Linked DNA regions of Homo sapiens: region 2 is linked to region 1. Evidence: chromatin loops called from intact Hi-C (ENCODE). Cell type or tissue: mammary epithelial cell. All regions are shown on one strand.

Region 1 (8,000 bases):
ACCAGCTTGAGACTGGAGAGGTCCTAATCCCTGAAAAGATCATAGTGCCCTCTCTCTCCCCTCTTCCTATCCCCAATATGTACTTCAAAATAAAATTAAGACTAAGTAAAAAATAGGTAAGAAAGTCTAACAAATCTTTGGGGTTTTTTTTTTTTTCATGACATTTAGGCTTAAAAACAAATAACATTAAAATTTTCTCTCTTGCCCTACATTTCCCCAACCCTCACCAAAAAAAAAAAAAAAAAAAAAAAAAAAATCACACACACAAGAAAAGAAATGGAGCTTGGTGTGCCCTCCTGGGTAAACTGGCCTGGGACCTGCTGGTCTACCATGCCCACCCCATCTGCCTTGCTGGAACCTGCTGTATGCTCACCCTGCTTGTATGTGGAGTGTTTTTATTGTAGACCAGTAAAACCACCTGCTCTGCCCCTTGTGGAGTTGGGTTGCAGGCCAAATGAGATCGTGGGGTGATGACCCTCTGAAATGGTAAGGGGTATATGGATGTCAGCTGTTCCCCGCTCCACCCCTCCCAATTGTTTCTCTGCTTGCTGTAGCTGCTGGAAGGCAGCCAGCCCAACTATATGGCTCTTGGAGATGTTTGATGGCATTGGACTATGGCACTGAGAAGGAAAATGGTCCCAAGATGGACGTCAGGAAATGAGATGAGAATGAGCAAGCTTATAGTATCTTTCCATTAGTTCAGGTACTGGTTGACAACTGTGTTTGAACACCAGGTTATTTCTGATAGTCCTTTTAGACCACACTGGGAAGCCCAGCTATTGGCCCATGTTTCCTGATTTCCATGGTAGATTCTTTTATGTTCTTATATTTCTCGACATTGCCAAGTCATACAGCTTTCACATTCTTGACTGCAACCCCTAGTAAATAATACATTTTCTCTTATGACCCTGTACTTACATATGTACGTGTAGATACATACACACATATAATTAAAACACAAGTTTTAGGAGACAACATTGACTTTTAAATGTATGATGGGGCCTTTTGCAATCTTTTGCACTTTTTTGGGAGGGGAAGAATCTAGTCTTGGGCCTCCCAAGTACTCTCAGAGTCCACTAGGTCATGACCTATGGTCAAAGAAAGCTGCCCAGGAAGAGTGCTTTGCTATTGGAGGCAAATAAGTAATTAGCTAATGCTTTATCTGGTTCCTAAAAAGATTTAAAGTGGCCGTTCAGTAATAACGAACTGAGGTAATGAAAGAGGCACATTTGATACAGTGACAAAACTGCTGCCTTTTGAACAATTCTTACAAACTATTAAATGTGGATTATGATATAATGCACACAAATCACTCTCTGTGTATCTGTTAATACTTTTTGTGTCAGAAATGTTTAATGAATATTTGGAGTTTTTCTTTTTGTTTTTTGTTTTTCTGAGACAGAGTCTCACTCTGTCACCCATGCTGGAGTGCAGTGGTGCAATCTTGGCTCACTGCAACCTCTGCCTCCCAAGTTCAAGCCATTCTCTTGCCTCAGCCTCCAGAGTAGCTGGGATTACAGGTGCGTGCCACCATGCCCAACTGATTTTTGTATTTTTAGTAGAGACGGGGTTTTGCCATGTTGCCCAGGCTGGTCTAGAACTCCTGACCTCAAGTGAGCCACCCGCCTCAGCCTCCCAAAATGCTGGGATTACAGGCGTGAGCTACCATGCCGGACCTAAATATTTGTTGAATTGAATAGAGCAAATAAATGTGTTCTGGTAGAGCACATGAACGTGGAATATATGTTCTGTTCTATAATTCTTTGAATATATTCTGTAATTCATTGAATTATAGAATTTACAGGTTTGGAAGGGCCTTAGAACATTCATAGTACAGTCACCTCGTTTTAGAATCGTCTTCGACTGAGGCCTCCTGCTTCCTACTCCAGGATGCTGCCCTTCAAGCTGGGAGGTTTGGCAGATGTGACTCCAGATCACAAGAGGTCTCATGAACCTAACTACTGTATCTCAAAGTACAGGGTGACTTAGCTAGTATGTGGATATACTCTTAAATAACATTGAACCCCTAGTCAAATTTTTTCTTTTTTTCTGAGACAGGGGCTTGCTCTGTTGCCCAGGCTGGAGTGCAGTGGCGCAATCACGGCTCACTACAGCCTTGACCTCCTGGGCTCAAATGATTCTCCCACCTCAGCCTCCCAAGTAGCTGGGACCACAGGTGTGCAGCACCATACCTGGCTATTTTTTTTTATTCTTTTTTGTAGAGACAGGGTCTTACCATGTTGCCCATGTTGGTCTGGAGCTCCTGGGCTTAAACAATATGTCTGCCTTGGCCTCCCAAAGTGTTGGGATTACAGGCGTGAACCACCATGCCCGGCCCCAAATAATTTTTTAAAAAGGTTATTCTTTTAAAATTCCTCTTTTACTTCTTCAGATTCTGTCAAAAAGAACGTCTCATTGGTTGCTAGTAACTGTAACATTTGCCTAATCCCTTTTAACAGAGAGGGCAGGTCCAGAGTCTTAAATTGGGAACTGGATCTGGCTAAAATTTAATACTGTTTTGATTTGGCATGATGATTTTTTTTTTTTTTGGTCTATTTATGGCATGTGATTGTGTTTTTCCAACTGTGGTTCTGATATAAATCTTCTTTTGAAGATGTATTTTATATAAAAAGTAAATATTCTTTAAAGGGACATGTTAAATAACTTATAATAAAAGTGAAAAGTAGTAAGGTAAAGTCAGCAGAATTGGTACAGGAATGCCTGAAATGTATAAAACCGTGGCCTTAACAAAGCCCAATTGCCTTTTTAGTGACTTCGGTTTCAAGATGAGTGAAGATTTGTCATTAGAGGTTTGTGTTCCAGATCCGGAATTTTCTGGAAAGTCATACTCCCCTCCTGTGCCTTGCCCTGTGGGTTCTACTTACAGGAGAACGAGAGGGTATGTATCACAGAGGTTGCCCTGTCAGGTTCTCAGCGGTCCGCACATGGAGCGAGAGAGCATAGAGGACCGTCTGGATTGCTCTACACTCGAAATTCTAGAATTCCAAGTTAACAGCCTGCAAGTAGTTTGGGCAACATTATAAATTATGGTATTTGTAAACTCTCCTACCTCCACATTGCAAGTCTGTAAGCATCCCTGAAACTCTAGGAATATCTTAAGTCATCAACTTCAGCAGGGAAACATCTTCAGAGGAATGTATTCAAGAGATATATTTAAAAATCTTGGCCAGGACAGTGCCCTAAATTGTCTGGGCCTGCCTAGTCTAATTATAAGGAGAACTGACTCAGAACTACGAACATCCTCTTTCTAGTTCTAAAGAGAAATGAGTGGATGGACTCTACTGGCCGTGGGTAGTAAGTGTATTCCCAGCTGGGATGCCTTTGTGGCTATTCTTCCATGTTTCTGACCTCTTGCTCTTGGGGTGGGGTGACAGCTACCGGAAGATTTCTGGGGACACTTGTAGCGGAGGAGATGTTGAAGCGCGACTGGAAGGAGAGCTGGTCCCCTGTCCCCTGGCAGGTAAGAGAGGTGGTTTCTTCCCTTTCATTTCTTGAGACATGGTTGAAGCAGTATCACGATCTCACCCAAGTCCGGGCTTGTGGCTCCTTTAATTGAGTGGAGAAAAACAATGGCCGTCACAAGCATCACAGGGCTTCCTCTTTTCCCTAAGGTTGGTTTCCACACTGAACTTGTACATAGCCATACCCGTTTTTAGGAATGGAAAGTACTTTGTGTCAGCTCAGTTTCTTTGAGGGAAATCCCTTTGTTAATTGAAAAATATTTATTCAGCATCCACTGGGGTAGAAAGATCCCCACAGGCTTTTGTGTGTTCCTTAATCTGTTTGTCAAAGTTGAGTATAAAGAGGTGTGTGACTTCTTAGGAAGTAGCTAAGTAGTCTATGTTAATTTTATAATAAAACTAACTGTAACTAAAATTTTAATGGAATTTTATAGATTTCAGTGTACTTTTTATGTGTTGCCAGTTTAACCCTTTTAACAACTCAGGGAAGCAGATATTATCAATTTTGTTTTTTACTTTTTCACGAGGAAGCATGTTCAGAGGAGGTTAAATGGCTTAAGGTCACACATCTAGTAAGTGACAAAGTTGAAATTCAGACTCTAAGCCCCATGCTCTTCATTGGACATTGCCCAAATGGCAAATAAATATCATTCTCACTATTTTAGATAATCATTATGCATGCTAATTAAGAAAAACTTCTCTGAAATGATTCACATGCTATAAAGGTATAGTGTGTTCTAAAACACGTTTCTGCTAGATTTAGTGGTGATGTAACATGGGGTCTTTACCACAGAGACATGAAATTATGATACTTTGAAAAATAATCTCTTAGTTGCTTTTCTTCACTCTGTTTCCAGTTCTTATTCATTTAAAGCTTCTTTATTCCCTCTGTGCCCTCTTTCCTGCCCATTACCTCTTGGTGAAGGTAAATGGCTGGAGTTAACTTCCGTCTGTGGTGGGTGGTGGTGTCTTACGTGGACAGCCATAAGCACCGAATGAATCATGAAAGAAGTGTGTGGTCTCCACAGGCAGGGCAGGGCAGCCCTCTCTTTTGCTCACTGCCGCCAGCTTGCCCTGGTGTTTTTCATGCTAAGTTCGTTAGTCCCTTAATTTAATCTTTCATCATTACCAGAGTAATTAACATACCTCACTATGGAGGCTTGAAAAGAACCACCACTTCAGCAAATTCCAACAAATGAGCAGATAATATTCAAATATTTCCCTCACAAGAGCTGTTATTGATGAGGGCGTGGGTTAGTAGGGTTTGAGTGATTGCTCTTGAGGGGCTGGAGTGCCTACTTTTGTAATAAATATTTCTGAAGATAATTCAGCAAGGGACAAAACAGTTTGTTTAAAGCCATCTAAACTGGCAGGAAAGCTATTTTCTCTTCTACTGGAAGATAGAACAGGGAACGAAGTGGAGAAATCTCATTCCATTGTGGGCCACCTCCTATGTAAAAGAGAGAAAAAAAAAGGCATGGAATAGGAGGCAGGGATATACCAGGAAAGAAAAAGATGCTTTCACAGGACTAATGGGGGCCGTAATATCTTTGCAAAGATGAGGTAATCTGGGCATCTGGAAGGATTTTTTAAATGCAAGAATTTTTCTTCCTTTACAATTACTATGAAAACACACATTCCTTGGCCAGGACCAGCCAAGAATTCCATTCCTTTTCCAGGTTAAGCATTGCGCGCTGGAATGCCGCATGCTGCTCTGAACATAATCCTAAAACACGTATTTCTGGATTCAGGTTCTACTTTATGGGTATTAGTTTCTTAGAGGAAAAAAAAGCCCAGAGTGACAGAATGAGGTTTATAGATGCTGGAGAGAGATGTGGGGCAAAAGCCTTGCTGCTGCAAATGTAGCTTTCATGTCCCTATACCTTAGCTGGCCCCCTCCCTGGGAATGACAGCGGGAAGGTTTCCTTGACAACCAAAAGGGGAGGTAGGTTACCATGTGATGGTAACATAGATACTTCTAAAGTGACCTGGAACCAAAGGAAAAGAAGGAAAACTTACCTTATTAAAAATTGTAGGTAGATTTATTTTTTGATGCATTATCTATATTACAGCTTTTATAAAGAAGGTGAGTGGTACATGTTAAGTCACTGAGTGTATGGAATCAGGAAGTGGGCAGGAATGGCTAACCCAGGCATGCAGCAAAAGAATTCCGATTTGCATCTTGGTCCCATATGCAACACACTGTCAAGATGCACACTTTAGACACAGATGCTGGTGTGCTGCTTGTGTCCACTCCTGGGGAAGAATCTGGATGTTTCCCAAGCCGTTCCCTAAGTGGACAAGACAGTGTACTGGGTCTTCCTATTTCCAGTTGTCTGACATTAGGTAAGTATCTTCAGCACTCAGGACCTTCATTTCTACATCTTAAAAATCATCCACGGTAGCGTCTGTATCATAACAGGCAGCACAGTGTAGTGGTTAAAGCATAGACTCTGGATCCAGAGTGCCTGGGTTCCAATCTTGGTTCTGCCACTTGCTAGTTGTGTGACCTTGGGTGAGTTACTTAACCTCTCTGGTCTCAGTTTTCTCATTTGTAAAATTTGGTTAACAAGAGTTCTACCATCAGGCAGTTGTTGTGGGTCTTAAACAATACCCGATACGTAGTAAGCACATTATACACAATATGTACACAATTTATATTTGTTGAGTAGAAACAGAATTTTTGTGGTGATTATGTTGTGGAACATTTTGTAAATAGCCAAGAACAAATGCATTATTAGTATTATTTTGGAGATCTAAGAGGTTCATAGAATTGCCATATGGTGTTGTGAACAATATGAATAAGTGAGCAAATTGATTAGAGAGCTTAGTTACAAAGCTTCAGTGACTAATGGTCTCTCGTCAACAAGATGATGATGCTGTGGTGATACAGTCACGTGAGGAGGGAGAACAGGGCGATTGGTGTAATTAGGTTGGCAAGTGTGACTTGAAGACTGGCAGGCTTAGCCCAGAAGTATGGTTGTTGAAGCATGCATATTGGGAGATTTAGAATAAAGAAAAACATAACAAGTAAAACACTTGCAGATGAAGAAACAGATTCACTGGAGTTTAAGTAACTTGCCTGAGGCAGAAATGTGATTCCATTACACACCTCCTGAGTCTTGATTTCTGTGCTCTTCACTTGGTCCACACCACATGCCAATGAATTTGAGGTTTGTGTATGAGAAACAAATAGGTCAGATGTGCTAGGACCTCTTCAGCATCCCCTGGGTCCAACCTCCCACGTGTCTTGTGTGTCTGGCAGAAGAGAACGAGTTCATTCTGTATGCTGTGAGGAAATCCATCTACCGCTATGACCTGGCCTCGGGAGCCACCGAGCAGTTGCCTCTCACCGGGCTACGGGCAGCAGTGGCCCTGGACTTTGACTATGAGCACAACTGTTTGTATTGGTCCGACCTGGCCTTGGACGTCATCCAGGTGAGTCAGCGCTTGGTCTGACTGTGGGAGCTGTGCATCGTGACTGCCCTGTCCTGATAAGCTGCATGCAGAATGGCCTATGGAAATGGGCAGTTAGAAGTTTGTAAGTGTTACTCATCTCAGGGCTGACAGGTGAAAGTTTCCAGTCTTCTGTGTTAGTATTTTTCTTTCTCTGTCTTCATCTGTTCATATAGGAAGGATAAAGAAAGCCCTAAATCCACAGACCTGCTTGAAAGTGAGGTCTTGCTTTTCCTGCTGGGAAGGTGTTGGGACTAGTAATGTAGGATGATTAGTTGCCCCCCTATTGTGCCAACTGCCTCTTGAGCATCTTTCTTCCCAAGCCATGATACAGTAACACTTGACTTACCCATAGCTCACATAATTATCCACTTCAGCTGTTCTGAACACAGGTAAGAACCAGGAAGTAAGCATTAAAGAGCCCTGGACAGGCCAGGTGGATAGCCATACGCTCACACCCATGCATTTAAAGGAGAGCTCTTTGATCTTTATTCATTGTCTACTTAATCCTTTTAGAAAAGCAATTCCAACAAATTTTTATCTAGATTCCAACCCAACAGAAATTTCACAGTGCCTGGGTATTTGAGGGGCTTGGGGTGGGGGATGGCGGTGATGCTGAATGGAGCTGTCCAACAATAGCACTTGATGGCTAAGAGCCTCACAGGGAAGAAAGAGTATAAAAGCAGACACAAGAACTGAAATGTAACAGCAGTCTGGTTTCACTTATTTTAAAAGCAAACAGACTCATACAATCTCAGTAATCTCTGACTTTATTATTGCCATACAGCATAATTTAGTAACCAGTGTTCATAATGATAATGCAGAGTAATATATATGATTAAATTCTCTTTATTCTGCTTTAAAAAACAAAAATGTAGTATATTTTAGAAATGCTTTCATGAAAACCTGGCTTCATGTGTCTGGAAAGTTTACTAACGTAAAACATCTCATCCCTTGCCAGTCCTGCCAGTTGAATAAAGGGTTACCCTTCATGGGACTGACTTGGCAGGGGGTCGTTTGAACAGTTCCTAGCATTTATTATTACTTTTCTCTCTTAAGCGC
Region 2 (8,000 bases), 87 kb before region 1:
ATGTGATTATATCCCAAATCTGAGTGGCTGACAAGGACAATAAAAAGATGTACCTATATCAAATGCATTTGTGCCGTGTAGAGACCAATATGTTGTTTATTATCTCCCCCCCTTTCTGGGGGTTTTTTAAATGAAGAAGGTAACTGATGTGACCTCTATTATTTAGAAGAGAGACTAGCCTGTTGAGTAGAAACCCTGGGGGAAGATGACTAGGGTGAATCTTACATGAAATAAATGTGGGGGTGAATCAATGGGTGGGCCCTCAGTTGGGATTTTAATATTTTAGGGATACTGAGATGATTTCCTTCTGACTTTGGGGGGCTGGTGAGCTGAGGTGTAGTGTCATGATGAATTTTTTTTTTTTTTTTTTTTGAGACAGAGTCTCGCTCCGTCACCCAGCTGGAGTGCAGTGGCTCTATCTCGGCTCACTGCAACCTCTGCCTCCCAGGTTCAGGCGATTCTTGTGCCTCAGCCTCCTGAGTAGCTGGGATTACAGGTGCGCACCACCACGCCCGGCTAATTGTTTTGTATTTTTAGTAGAGATGAGGTTTCACCATATTGGCCAGGCTGGTCTCGAACTCCTGACCTCGTGATTCACCCACCTTGGCCTCCCAAAATGCTGGGATTACAGGTGTGAGCCACCGTGCCTGGCCTTGGTGAAATTTTTAACTCTGTGCCCAGAGGCATTGGAAAGGCTGGTATGATCTGGTTGAGCCTGGAGGGCCCTGGGTTAAGAGCCACCTGTGGAGAAAGGCTAGCTTGGGGACTGTGGCTGGGAAGACTTTAATAGGTACCTGTGAGATAGCAAGCTATAGGGTTAAGGTCCCAGATAGTTAAGGACCCCATTTCTCTATTAGCCCAGGAGACACATGCGAGACAGTTCCACCTGTCTCTGCCCCAGGGACCTGGGGAGAAAGGCCAGTGCTGATCTGCCCAAGGATCTCAGCCAAGGAGCCCGAGATGGCAGGGAGTGGGGACAGAGCAGAGTGGGGTGAGTGTCCTGTGAAACCAGAAGTGTTTGGAAGGACTTGCATGCTTTGAACCTGTGCTCAATTAATTGAGTAACCTGAGACTCTGTACCTATGACTTACCTCATCTGTGTACATTTAGTTCCCTGAAATTCTCTCACTGAGTGGTTAAAAAAAAAAAAAATCTGCAGTTAACTGTGCACATGGTTTGCTGAATTTGGCAAGGTGTGCTGTTGGTGGTGGTGGTGATGGGTGGGCTGGAGGGGGACGGTTACTGCAGAAACAAGGCCTTCAATCTCTAGAGGAGAAAAATGAAGCAGTGGATGTGGAAAGTTGGTTAGAGGTGAAAGAGCTATCTAAACAGAGCTGGGGGAGTTTAGCTAGCAGACCAGAGCCTGTGGGACGTCCGCCTGTTGCCTCACCTCCTGGTAGCCCAGAGGGCATCTCCTATTACTGAGAAATTGGCCAAGCCATGGGTTTAATGCACTCCCCCTTCTCCATTAGTCTTGTTTATAGCTGCCCTCACAGGGTGGTGAAGAAGCCACTGGTAGGGTATAGAGGCCTTCGGTTCTGGGATGTAATGTTTACATGCTTTTCTCTTGGAGTTAGGAAAGTGCTAGAAAACAGTGTCGCCTCTGGGCTGGAGCCTTGGGACCTGGAGGTTGGGTTTCCCCAGGTTTCAGAGTTCGGCTGGGAATCAAGGAGAAAACTGCCTGTGAGTTTCAGTTAGGCAGGAGCTCCTAGCTTGACTCAGGCGTGCAGTGTTTTGTCATTTTATATATGTCATCGCTTGCTCTTAGGCCTTTCGCTAATGTTAATGTTCTATGTGGAGCCGTTTTGTGAGGAATGGCTTATTTTGGTTGAGAGGCATTTGGTAATGAAAAGAAATGATGTTTTAGTGCGTCGAAGTTTATGAAATGACATCCACAGGCTGCATCTCATTTGATTCTTACGACAATCTTGAAAAATGGGGAAGATAAGAATGATTATTCATCTCATTTCAGAGATGAGTATCTTGAAGCTTGAAAAGGTGAAGTGACTTACCCGTAGTTAGACAGGTGGTAAACCGGAGAGAACAAGACTCAAACCAACCCGCTAACTTGTTTCAGATTTATGCAGGCATATTTGTCTATCCTAAGTAATCTAGTGAAATTTTTGATCTCAAGCAGGGATCCACAGCTTTTTTGCAGTACTTTTTTTTCTCCACCTTTAAAACCTGGAGATCTCACATAATTCCACTTTCTCCTGGCCACACTGATCTTGTAATTTTTCAAACACAGCAAGTCTCAAGGCCCTTCTCCTTCCTGGCTTCTGCTCTGCCCTGCCTTAGGTCTGGGTCCATGTTCTCTGCCTCACTTTTCCATCCCCTTTTCCCTAACTCCTCCCTCTTCATCCTTATGGTGTCAGTACATAGGTCAGGTCTTCAGTGAAGCCTCACTCTCTCCCCGATATGAGGTTAGGTCCCCTGTGTAACAACAGTAATTCAATCATCATTCCTGGAATTAGTTGTTTAATGCGTGTTTTCCCTACTATATTCAGAGCTATGAGGCAGGACCTAGAATCGTGTTATTTTTCTTTCTTTTTTATTTTTTGAGACAGGGTCTAGCTCTGTCGCCCAGGCTGGAGTGCAGTGGCATGATCATAGCTCACTGCGGCCTCGATCTCTTGGGCACAAGCGATCCTCCCACCTCAGACTCCCTAGTAGCTGGGACTACAGGCATGCGCCACCAGGCCCGTCTAGTTTTTGTATTTTTTGTAGAGATGGGGTTGTGTCATGTTGTCTAGGCTGGTCTTGAACTCCTGGGCTCGAGGGATCCACCCGCCTTGGCCTCCCAAAGTGCTGGGATTGCAGATGTGAGTCTGCCATTTTACTAACACCTAGTATAGCATCTGGTATATAGTTAGTGCTTGATAAATACTTATTGACTGAACGCGGTGAGGGGCTATTCATGGTGAAGCTGCAGAGGGCAAGTCTGTGGTCTGGAACCATCCTGAAGAGCTGTGAGAAATGACTTTGGGCTCACAGGGAAATCCTCACGTAGGGCAAGTCCTGGCTTGGGGTGCGCTCTCTTGAGGGGGTATTTGCTGTGCTCACTCTGACTGTGTTTCCTGCACATGGCCGTGTGTTTTCAGGCAGTGAGAACCACCACATTGCCTTAAAGTCTGTCTCTGAGCTTAATCTCATTTGCAAAAGGTGGCATTTCATTTAATTGTTCTCTGAGATTCTTTCTGGCTTTGATATTTTCCTCATTTTTTTTTTGCCAACTGGTAAATTAAGGGGTGATATTATGTTCATGAGAAAGAGAGTTTTCCACAGTTTCTTTTTAGTAGGGAGCCCCTCCCAAAACAGCAAAGCATATTCGCTCATTGACAAAGTGGGTTCACCAGGACAGAGTGGCACACAGAGGTAAACAGTAGATAGGTTCTCGCTGCCAAGGATCAATCAGAAAGGGAAATAAGCTCTCTAAACTGATATTATAAGGCAGTGAGATTATGATTATCATCCTTTTAGCAAAGAGAAAGGAAAGGGCATATGTGTATTTTTCTCTGTAGAATGGTCATGGCTCCAGTGAAGGAGATAGTAGTGAATGCTAAGTTCTAGTCCAAGGTTATTCTCTCCTTGTTTCCTCATCTGGAAAATGGGCAGCCTGAATTCATCAGCAAAGTAGTTCAGGAGTTCTGTAGGTGAAGCATCTTGAGCAAACTCAAAAGTCAAGTGAGTGAGCTGAGATTCCATGAACTGGGCCTCTCTTCCGGGAGTGCTCGTAAACTAGATTTCAGCTTTCCTTCTGAGGTGAGCAGTCCAGGGAGGATAATAAGCCTGCTAAATATAGTGAGAACACAGTCTTGAAAGGGGACAGTGAGAGGCAATTTGCATACCTAGCATTTAAGCCATGCAAAGGGATGGTTTGGGAAAACCTTGTTCTCCTTGGACCTCAGGAGGCTGTCTTTGACTTCCTCAGTTTCGTCATATAGTTCAGGGGAGTGCCTGGCTCCTTCTGTCCTCACAGTTGAAGGACAGGATATTTGTTTTATGCTATATTGTAGAATTTTAAAAACGCTTCTTTGTATTTCACTGCTAGTGAAGCAGAGAAATGAATCAGACTGCCTTATTTGTCCTCCTTGTACTGCGTTTTGGGAGGAGGCTGTGTAGGAGTTGTGAGGACTGCAAGCTGTGGGAGTCTAGGACATCCTGATTTTTGGGTTTGACCAATTTGAAAGAGGTGTAGAGAGGGTACCTGTGACCCATTCTATTCAGTGGCCCCACCTCCTGCATAAGCCTCAACAACTATACAGATTTCGGTGGTTTTATTGGAAACTTCTCATCATTGGCTTAGACTTGCAACCCTAATTCCCCCAGAAGTGCTCTGTGTGAGCTAACAGGTAAGAAATGATTAAAGAGCCTACAGGGTGCCTGGCACCTAGCAGACCTCAGTGCCTACTTCATCCGCAAGTGAACGCATGAGTAATCAGTCCCTTCATCCAAGCCATTGACTTCCTCCCCTCTATTTATAACAACCCAGAACTTGAGGACTGGGTGGTAGCAGGTCCTTCCCCTCACTCTGAATAATAGGAGGTGAATCATTTCACCTCTCCGGGTTGCCAGGGCACGCAGGGGGCTGAGGGACAACACTTGTGGGGTGATATGGACTTGTTCGATGAAGATGCCGAGGCGAGTCAAGGTGTGGGTGGCATCCACTGTTGTGAGCTGGCGGTGGATGCTAGCCTTGGGCCTGCGGCTGTTTCTCCAGCTGGGGACAGGGAGGCCTGTGCGGATGCTGTGGCTCTGCAGATGCCGCTGACAGCACTTTGAAGGATTGGTTTGGCCAGAGACCCAGTCCACAGCCTGCCTCCTGTATGACTCATTCTAGCTGCATATTTTGGTAGCATGAGGGCTTGAGATGAGATAAAAGGAGCACTTCTTAAGAGTGGAAGCTCCTAGGTTCTTGATTAGCACTTGAGAAATATAATGTTCTCTGCAGGTCCTAGAGGCCTTAAAAAAATTTGAGTATATTTCACATTACATAAAATTAGCCATTTTAAAGTGAACAGTTCAGTGAACTTAATATCGCCGCAATGTTGTGCTACCATGATTTCCAAAACATTTCCATCGCTCTGAAATAAAACCCCTTACCCATTAAGCAGTGATTCCCTCCTCTCCAATCTCCCAGCCCCTCGTAACCACTAATCAGCTTTCTCTCCCTATGGATTTACCTATTCGGGACATTTCATATAAATGGTGTCATGCAATCATGCAATATGTGACCTTTTGTATCTGGCTTCTTTCACTTAGCATATTGTTTGTGAGGTTCAGCCACATTGTAGCATATATCATCAGTATATCCTAGAGTTTTAATGACCATCCCAAATCCCCAAAGACAAGCCCCCCCGCCAAAAATGGTACATCTTTCTAGCTACCGTCATTTAGTTCCAACTCCTGCCAGGAGGCAGGGGAATCAACTAGATTCATTGTTTCCCAAAGAAGCTGCATTAGAAATACCTGGGGTTGGGGTGTGTCTCCTTTTTTTTTTTTTGAGACGGAGTCTCGCTCTGTCGCCCAGGCTGGAGTGCAGTGGCATGATCTTGGCTTACTGCAACCTCTGCCTCCCAGATTCAAGCAATTCTCCTGCCTCAGCTTCCCGAGTAGCTGGGACTACAGGCACGTGCCACCGTGCCTGGCTAATTTTTTGTATTTTTAGTAGAGACGGTTTTTCACTGTGTTAGCCAGGTTGGTCTCCATCTCCTGACCTCGTGATCTGCCTGCCTTGGCCTCCCAAAGTGCTGGGATTACAGGCATGAACCACCACGCCCGGCTGGGTGTGTCTTTTAAAAAAGACTGATTCCTGGGCTCCAGGCAGAGGGCGACAGAGCCGGTAGGCGTGGAGTGGGGCCTCTTAGGTGATTCTGACCTTCAGTGGGGCATGGGACCCCCCTAGGCCAGGTGATCTTTGGGGGGTGGGGTGGGAGGAGTTATCTTGACTCTTAACGACCTGCCAATGAGCCAGATGCTGTTTGTTGTTTATGATGCAGTTTCTGTGTTCAGAGGTTTCTGTGGCATGTAATTTTTCTCTGTTTGCCTTCTGAGGGGAGGCACTCGGCCCCTCCCTGCTGCCTTAACAGCTCCAATTAATTGTGTCTCATTTATCAAGCTCCAGCTATGCCCTGTGAGCTAGACAGGGGAGAGGGAAGGTTGTTCACACCCCGGGGTTGTGGTTATAGCTGATTGCACGTCAAGGTTATGTTCCTGGGAAAACCACCCTCCCACCCACTCCCAGGCCAGTGTCTTCTGGGTGTGGGACCTGTGTGGGGGATTGGCGATGGAAAAAGGCTTGGGGAGGAGGAAAGGGGAGATCAGGGGGAGATCCTTGGGGATGGATGGAAAAGGAACCAAACAAACCGGAAGCCACTGATTAAGTAAAGGGATCTAGGGACCTGTGGGTTGTTCTTGATTGCTGGGGTCTGCCCTGGGCTGCTGGTGTCTTGGCCACATGCCATGGAGAGCTAGCAGGAAAAGCCTGCTTTGTTGACTTCTTTTCTTTCCCCTGGGGGTGAGGATGGGGGCAAGGTGGAGACAGAGGAGACAGGTGAGGCCAGAGGGTAGAATGCATGTCTTGATAATAAAATTTACTTCCTGTCAGCCTGCCTGCTGGCTCCCCTGTCCTGCGCGCATCCATTCCTGATTCCTGCAACTAGGTCTGCTGTGGGGGGATGGGCACCCGGGCTGCCTTGGGGATCAGCTGTGACTCACCAGGGAGTTATTCTTATGACCAGGATGTGCCTGACATCTCGCCAAGCAAAGGAGCTGAGCTGTTCCTGCGAGTGCCTGGTGGCCCTCGTACAAGTCATTTCTTGCCAGGGATTTTATCCCCCTACTGGGCTGCCCCTTTTCAGTCTGCTCTTATGAGTAAAAGGGACATCTAATAAAAAAAGCTTTCCTTAAAAAAAAGAAGAGAAAGAAACAAAGTAACAAACAAACAGGTGTTTTACCAGGCTTGCCTTCTAGAGGTTTTCTTTTTTTCTTTTTTTTTTTTTTTTTGAGGTGGAGTCTCGCTCTGTTGCCCAGGCTGGACTGCAGTGGTACAATCTTGGCTCACTGCAAGCTCCGCCTCCCGGGTTCACGCCATTCTCCTGCCTCAGCCTGCCGAGTAGCTGGGACTACAGGCACCCGCCACCACGCCCGGCTAATTTTTTGTATTTTTAGTAGAGACCGGGTTTCACCGTGTTAGCCAGGATGGGAGTTTTTCTTTGTAGAAAAGCCCTTGGATGTTTTGAGGCTTGCCCTTGGTGCTCTTCTCACCTTTCACCTGCCTTGGGATTGGTGAGGAGGTCTCCTGTCCTCTGAGTAGATCGATTTCAGCAAGTTATCTTCAGACCTTTTGCCCACTCTGATCACTGAAAGCTTTGCAACCTACTCAAAGCATTATCTGAGTGTTACCTGCCAGAGGGAGCATTTTGATGTCATCTTTGAGGATGCCCAAGTTGAATATTTGAGGACTTTTTATCCCAGATCCCAGGGGAACATGGGTGATTTTTTTTTTCTAGGTTCCTAGTCCTTTATTGTATTGACATTTGCATAGTTTTCTATCCCCACTCTGGTTCAAGAGTGCAGATGTTTTGGGAGGGGAGGAAACTTTTAGCTGGGATTCCCAGGGCACATGTGTTGTGAGTTTCTGATCTCCAGATGGATCCAGGGGATTGGGCTGGAGAGGAGGAAAAGGGAAGGCTTCAGCGACCGGAGGAGATTCCTTTAGCTGCTTTCTCTTTGTAGCATTCTGGATTAAATAATTTATTTACTTCTATTTCTTATTTGCACTTCTCTGTTAGTGCTTGCCTGGACTTCTCTATCTGGGAATGAGGAGAGACATTTTGGAAGGACACATATTCCTAGGTCCTTTTCTTTAAAGTAAGGTCGCCTTTCAAATGTTTTTCAAAAAGAGTTTGATCCTGGATCAAATTAAATGCAGGTATTTAAAACTCCAAGTAACGTCGTTAAGGATTAGCTGCTTTGTCCTTCTGCCAGCCAAATATGTG

The links. A loop is a pair of places that touch in the nucleus more often than their neighbours do. Peaks named below come from ENCODE experiments on the same cell type or tissue, not always from the same donor. Only the 100,000 strongest peaks of a DNase experiment are listed, where the experiment ranks them.
Region 2: a loop joins it to region 1, with 6 times the contacts of the local background. A loop is called at or near these places in 7 of 110 quality-filtered maps.

What each region holds. Positions count from the first base shown.
Region 1 is chr11:121,547,190-121,555,189 of GRCh38, forward strand. It overlaps SORL1 (sortilin related receptor 1), which reads left to right. Exons shown (of 48, transcript NM_003105.6): 15 at 2,771-2,899; 16 at 3,396-3,481; 17 at 6,748-6,920; 18 at 7,998-8,000. Among named protein-coding and RNA genes, the nearest start is that of SORL1-AS1, 98 kb to the left of the region's middle. RefSeq lists enhancers at 3,823-5,022, 6,579-7,176. In mammary epithelial cell, a CTCF peak has its summit at 3,300; DNase peaks (open chromatin) are centred at 3,222 and 6,942; H3K4me3 peaks cover 1,429 bases; H3K27ac peaks cover 2,007 bases.
Region 2 is chr11:121,460,043-121,468,042 of GRCh38, forward strand. The region is part of intron 1 of SORL1 (sortilin related receptor 1); the gene reads left to right. Among named protein-coding and RNA genes, the nearest start is that of SORL1-AS1, 11 kb to the left of the region's middle. RefSeq lists enhancers at 5,726-6,925, 6,489-6,558, 7,974-8,000. In mammary epithelial cell, no CTCF peak of the experiment used is centred here; DNase peaks (open chromatin) are centred at 4,679, 6,159 and 6,729; H3K27ac peaks cover 4,317 bases.